2 separate regions of the Homo sapiens genome follow, and region 2 is linked to region 1. A link is a loop called in an ENCODE intact Hi-C map of the cell type or tissue named here. Cell type or tissue: psoas muscle. All regions are shown on one strand. Each heading gives the region's core, and the rest is flanking DNA. Links, peaks and the distances in the headings are about the cores only. Region 1 has its middle 140 kb from the start of LINC01928. Region 2 has its middle 24 kb from the start of LINC01255.

What was found. Peaks named below come from ENCODE experiments on the same cell type or tissue, not always from the same donor. Only the 100,000 strongest peaks of a DNase experiment are listed, where the experiment ranks them.
Region 2: it touches region 1 in a loop (7-fold over the local background); 25 of 110 quality-filtered maps call a loop at or near these places.

What each region holds. Positions count from the first base shown.
Region 1 is chr18:11,308,997-11,311,918 of GRCh38, reverse strand. No RefSeq gene overlaps it. Among named protein-coding and RNA genes, the nearest start is that of LINC01928, 140 kb to the left of the region's middle. In psoas muscle, for the core only: a CTCF peak has its summit at 1,244 (motif pointing left); a DNase peak (open chromatin) is centred at 1,258.
Region 2 is chr18:11,511,530-11,514,451 of GRCh38, reverse strand. No RefSeq gene overlaps it. Among named protein-coding and RNA genes, the nearest start is that of LINC01255, 24 kb to the right of the region's middle. In psoas muscle, for the core only: a CTCF peak has its summit at 1,611 (motif pointing right); no DNase peak of the experiment used is centred there; H3K27ac peaks cover 712 bases.

The DNA of each region.
Region 1 (2,922 bases), core at 199-2,698:
GTTTCACATCAGTAACTTTCAGAGTCAGGTGATAATATTCAATGGCAATATTTTTGTTAGACCTCCATCACCATTTTATTGTCTTCAAGATAACAAACTTATGTGGCATTTTAAGTCACTCAGTTGCCCAGAAATATACTTTACAATCCTTTTATCTTGGTGAGTGCACCAGGAAGTTTTATTACTTGGTATTAAATATTCTGTGAGAGCTTTATTGATTCTTTTTTAGTTATAAGGTGGGCATTTGATTATTCTTGATTTTAAAAATGTCTGGTTTTTGTTAACCTCAAAAGGAAAGCTTTCTGGAACTTGTTGGTAATCTGACTGTAAGGTGACTGACTTAGGACCTGCCATCAAGCTGCCTTGGAACACTCCCAGAAGACTCTCTGTGAGAGATGGGAGACCGCAGCTGTGGGTACCCACCCTGCCTCGATGGGGCTGCTGGTCATGGATTTGGTAGATACTAGGCATTCATATAAGACCTCATTTACATAAAGGGCTTAATTGTTGTAACCACCTCCAAAGCACTGCTTTATTAGCCAGAACTTTAGGGACTAGATGACCCCTTCAGCACCTTGTCATAGTGAACCTAAATTGTTCTGAGAGCAGTTGTGGCTCTGTTCATAAGTAGCCCCCTAGTCCCTATCTGTGGAGAGAGGGGATCAGGTGTGTGCCCTCTTCAGACCGCTCAGCATCACAGGAAGACCTTAGTCCTGCCTCGCCCTCCAATCAGCTAACATCTGTGGCTTCACATTAAACTGGAACCACTGTCCTTCTCTACCTAACAAAAGTTACATTGTGAGAAATATTTACAGATGATTAACTGTCATTGTCCTCCTTGAATCTGTAGCCAAAATACTTAGAACAATTTTTTTTGTGGCTTACTTACCAACATAAAAGATCTCAAGGGATGGATTTTGGTGTTACCTTTACTGCTGCTTTATCACCAGCTCTCTATTGCTTCCTCTTCTGTAATTTCTTCAGCAAGTATATTTTAAATTTTGTTACAATACTTATGTGTTTATGTAAGCTATTTACAACCCCTGTTTTTCATTTTATAAGGAAATAAAAATTTAAAAATTTGCAATCTATTTATAATGTAGGATCAATTTAAATCAGCATATTACCACTCTGAAGGATGGTAACTTGTTAAGCCTTATTTCTGATGATTCAATGAAAAGCTTTATCTAGCACCTGCACTTGACCCTAAGGACTGTGGTCTCAATGCTGACCTCTGGTGGCCATGTTCTGCCAGCCCCTGCCCTGCCATCCACCCCTGCCCTCTGCCTTTCCAACTGCTGTGTCTTGTGCTCCAGTCTTTAAAAGAGCTACCTTTGTTTTCAAGCTACAGCCATTATTGTGACAAATATATTGCTCCTACGCTAATATATATATATATCATGCCTTAACTCCAGGAGCCCATTTACAGCTAGTACTATTGAAACCAAGGGGTTAATTTCATCAGGTATGCCTGCCCTGTTTGCTTTTGATGGCCTGCTTTTTTGTTGTTTTTGTTTATTCGTGTTTTCCATGAAGCCAAAGGCCTTGACACTCAACGCTGATACTTAATCATCACTGACTACTTTATGCATAACATTAACAGGTCAACATGGTAATGGTTGCTTCTGTTGCTTTTCAGAAACTTGGGCCAGCTCCTGTTCAGTTCAAACTGGTTGAGACCACTGACACTTCAACGGAGCCTGTGCAAGTGCCCGAGAGGTGGCCTTTTGACTTCAGAAGGCCCAAAGTTCCACCCTTATGTTATGCTAATGCCGCCTTTCTATACATATGTCCTATGAAATACTGTGAACCCTGTGCAGAAAGAACCTGTTACTTCATTTTCCCCCACTGCCAATCACCTTTCCTCACCCTGTGTCCCTAACCCATAAATATCCCTCAGCCTTATCTTCAGGGAAGTGGATTTGAAAACTATTCTCCCACCTCCGCACTTGGTGTCCTTGGGAATAAATTCTTTCCCTCTTACAAAACTAGTGTTACAGTGATTGATTTACGGCACATGGGCAGAACAGACCTACACCTGGCTGGTAACACTATCAGGTACCAAACAATGAGGAAGAACAGATAATGCAGAATTTTTTGTATATCTGGCCTGGCTTGCAATGGGACTGACAGACTTCTCACATCACTTAGTGGAACTGTTCATTCCACCTTTTCTTTGGGCTTTCTCGGGTGATTATAGCAACACCTGAGAAGAAAATAATAAAGACATCAACACAGTGGAACTCTCCTGAAAAGCCCTTCTTGTGTACCTGCTCAGGGTTTCGTGCCTTTGTTACTATGCATCTCCATTAGGTGTCCAGAGACCACAGAAAGGTCAGCCAGATGAAAAGGTTACTGGGTCAAAATAAGTTCAGAAAAACTTCATCACAGCAAAATACTAGCCACAGAAATAGTTCTGAGGTAGGAGATCAGCAGGACTTGTTTTCTGATCACAACCTTGCTGATCTAAACAGGATGTAGCAGAGAAACTGGCAGAAACCAGCAGATGGCAACAAAAGCAACCTCTGGTTGTCCTCACTGCTCATTAGCAAAAAGGCACTCCCACCAGCGCCATGACAGTTTACAAATGCCATGGCAATGACCTGGAAGTTACCTTATGTAGTTCTGGGAACTCCTCTGCCCCTTTTCTAGAAAATTCCTAATAATTTGCCCTTTAATTATTATATAATTGAGATTGGGTATGAATATGGCTCGCCAGCAATCCGTGGGGACTGCTGCTCTGGGCTGCTACCCTGGCTGCTGCTGCTCCAAGATGCTCTGCCTATGGGATGGCCCTGCTCTGTCTGTGGAGTGGCCATTTTGTTGCCCACTGTTGCTCTAATAAACTTGCTTTCCTTCATGGCTAGCTCGCTGTTGAATTCTGAGTGAAGCCAAAAACACTTCCAGGCTGAGATGCAATTC
Region 2 (2,922 bases), core at 122-2,621, 200 kb before region 1:
GTAGTTCTGCTGCAGATCAAAGTCCAAAACATCACTTGGAAAGCCTCCCATTGCTGTTTGAAAGTTCTGCCTCTTGAGATAATTTTCTTGATGTCATTTTTCTTTAGAGAATCCTTCAGTCCCAGGGAAACAAACCTTGAGAGGCTATAGTTTAGCCAAATGATAAAGAGCTGGCATATTCTAAATAAATTAATTTGCTGTCTCCACTTAAGGTGAGTCCTCTTGAGTTTCCTTCACCCTGTCGGTGGGTGCTGAGGGTTTGTGATCATTCTCATGTGAAGGAAGAATCTTTTTCTCATGCAAGTTTATATTCCAGCTTTCAAAGACAAAAAAATCTCTGAATAAAAACAGTGATAGAATATTTTTTTTGGCAGACAAGGCCCCATTGAAGTGGAAATTTGAGTGTCAGGACTAAGGAATAATTAAAGATGTGTATGAGATGATTGCAACTGGTAGATGAAATGTGGGAAAAAAGGATAAAAATATATTTGGAAAGACAGAGGTAACAAACATGTCTCTTTATTTTCTAATCAATGTTTGCATTCACAAAATGTTTTAGAGGAAATGAAGTATAATACAACAAATATTATTAAATGCTGCCAGAACTCTTTCTTAAGGACAATAACAGCTAATATGTACTCTCTAAGTACATAGCAGTTTAATAAATGTTTGCTGATCCCATTTCAGAAGTGGTGCAACAAACTTTATTAAACTCCCTGTGCTTTTACTAATCTTTTAGAGACACTTTTTTTTTCAGTATGATCTCTTAGGTACCATAAGATGCAACTGTAAGCATAAACTCATAGACACAAATAATAACTATTAGAATATTGGTTCTTTTTTACAGCTTGAAAGGTTATTCTAATTTTCTGTTGAAGGACTGAATGAATTAGAAAAAGGAGGTAATTCGAGATATCTAGATAACTATTGTCTATAGAGGACTGGAGAAAGAATGCTAATTTATTTTCTTGTTTAGACATGTAGATGGCAAACAATTTGTATCCAAATTGTATGTCAATATTTAAGATGTCTCAAATCAACATTAGTGTTATCTAGTTTTGGGGATGCTATGTGACTAAAGATGCTGATTGCATGAACGAAGGTATTTGCTTTCACCTGTTGATGAAGTGTGACTGCTTCACAAGCCATATGCATGTAACAAAGGTCTAGTGTTATAAACGTCCCTCCCCTTGTTGCTGTTAGATTCGGCTGGAATTAATGCTGTATCTCTGGACTGCCACTGAAAATATAACTCCTGAAAGATGGATTATTTTGTTATGGCAACACAATTGCTATTCGGTCCCTAGTAGATCTAGGAAAGACATTGATAGTTACCACTGAATCATAAAAAATGGGAAATCTTTGCTATTGAGGTCACAGATCAGGACCTTTCCCATTCTTCTATTCTCTAGTGACTCTCTTTTTCTCTGTCTTGTCCACTTTAGCACAGAAATTATATCTTTTCCGTGGGATAAGGAAACTTATCTTTACTATGGAGTAAGGACACTTTAGGGAACGTGCTAAATGCAGCTCAGCAGTGAGCTTGACACAGATTTGGAATATTAAACCTTTTGGATCAGTGCCTCTCATACCTGCACACTCCATTTCCACATGGTGGCAGCTGCAACCCTAGAAATGGGAAAGCAAGTGCCAGTCAGCAGGACAGGAGGGAGGCAACCTCAGAATTTAGAAGCTTGTGTGATAGTCATGAACCTCCTTCTAGAACAATCCCATCGTGAGGAAAGTTGGTATTGTTGTGCTAAATTTTCATGGTGGACCTGTCTGGAATTTTAGGAGTGTAATCTTCTCATTTCCTTTAGAAAAAAAAAAAAAGCCAGCTAGAAAGGGAGGATGCACCATGCTAAAAATTACCTAATGAAACCGAATGCAACTGAGAAAAATACTTGGACTTGGTTGTTTCAACAACCTGTTCTTCCCTTGTGAAATAAAATCAGCCACACTGCTGTGTAGAATGTAATAAAGATGGGGAGTGTCCTGCTTTTAACAGTGTGCTGGGAGAATGTGTTTCTGTGCCAGTCCCTGTAAGGTTATGTGATATGCTAAGTTTTGCAAGCCTGGTTCCTTTCCTGGCAAGGGAAAACCGATAAGATAAGGGAAAACCATTTTGCTATGGACTTGCCCCAAGATGCATTCATAATGTCACAGCTCCCTTAGTCTAGCTGGGCCTCGCTGGGGCTGCCTCAAGCTGTTGGCCATTCTGTTATCTGGTCCACTCTGCTATTTTGTTATGGCAACACAATTGCTATTCGGTCCCTGGTAGATCTAGGACAGACATTGATAGTTACCACTGAGGCATAAAAAATGGGAAATCTTTGCTATCGAGATCACAGATCAGGACCTTTCCCATTCTTCTCTTCTCCAGTGACTCTCTTTTTCTCTCTGTCTTGTCCACTTTAGCACAGAAATTATATCTTTTCTGCAGGATGAGGAAACTTATCTCTACTATAGAGTAAGGACACTTTAAGGAACATGCTAAATGCAACTCAGCAGTGAGCTTGACACAGATTTGGAACGCCGTTAGTTTCAGTGTGATTTGCAGGCCCAGAAAAATAACAACAGCTTCGCATTCTGCAGTCTAAGTTACAGAGGTTTTCCTGGTAGAAGTGGATATTTGAGGTCAGGAGTAAGAGTTTTAATTAAAAATGCTTTTTAAAAACACTTTTATGTATACAATTAGAAATGTATAAAATTTAGAAAAAGACATAAATACAAAAAATACCTCTTTCATAATGGTTTCACTTCTCTTGTTTTGAAGCATGCGAAGTAAAAAGTGAAACTCTCTTTTCTTTCCCTCTGATCCTGAAAGTAACCACAGCTGGCAGTTGAACAGCCATCACCCCACCTGTTCCCTAGGCCTCCGTGTCCCACTGGACATATATGCGAAGATCTAGTTTTATAGTA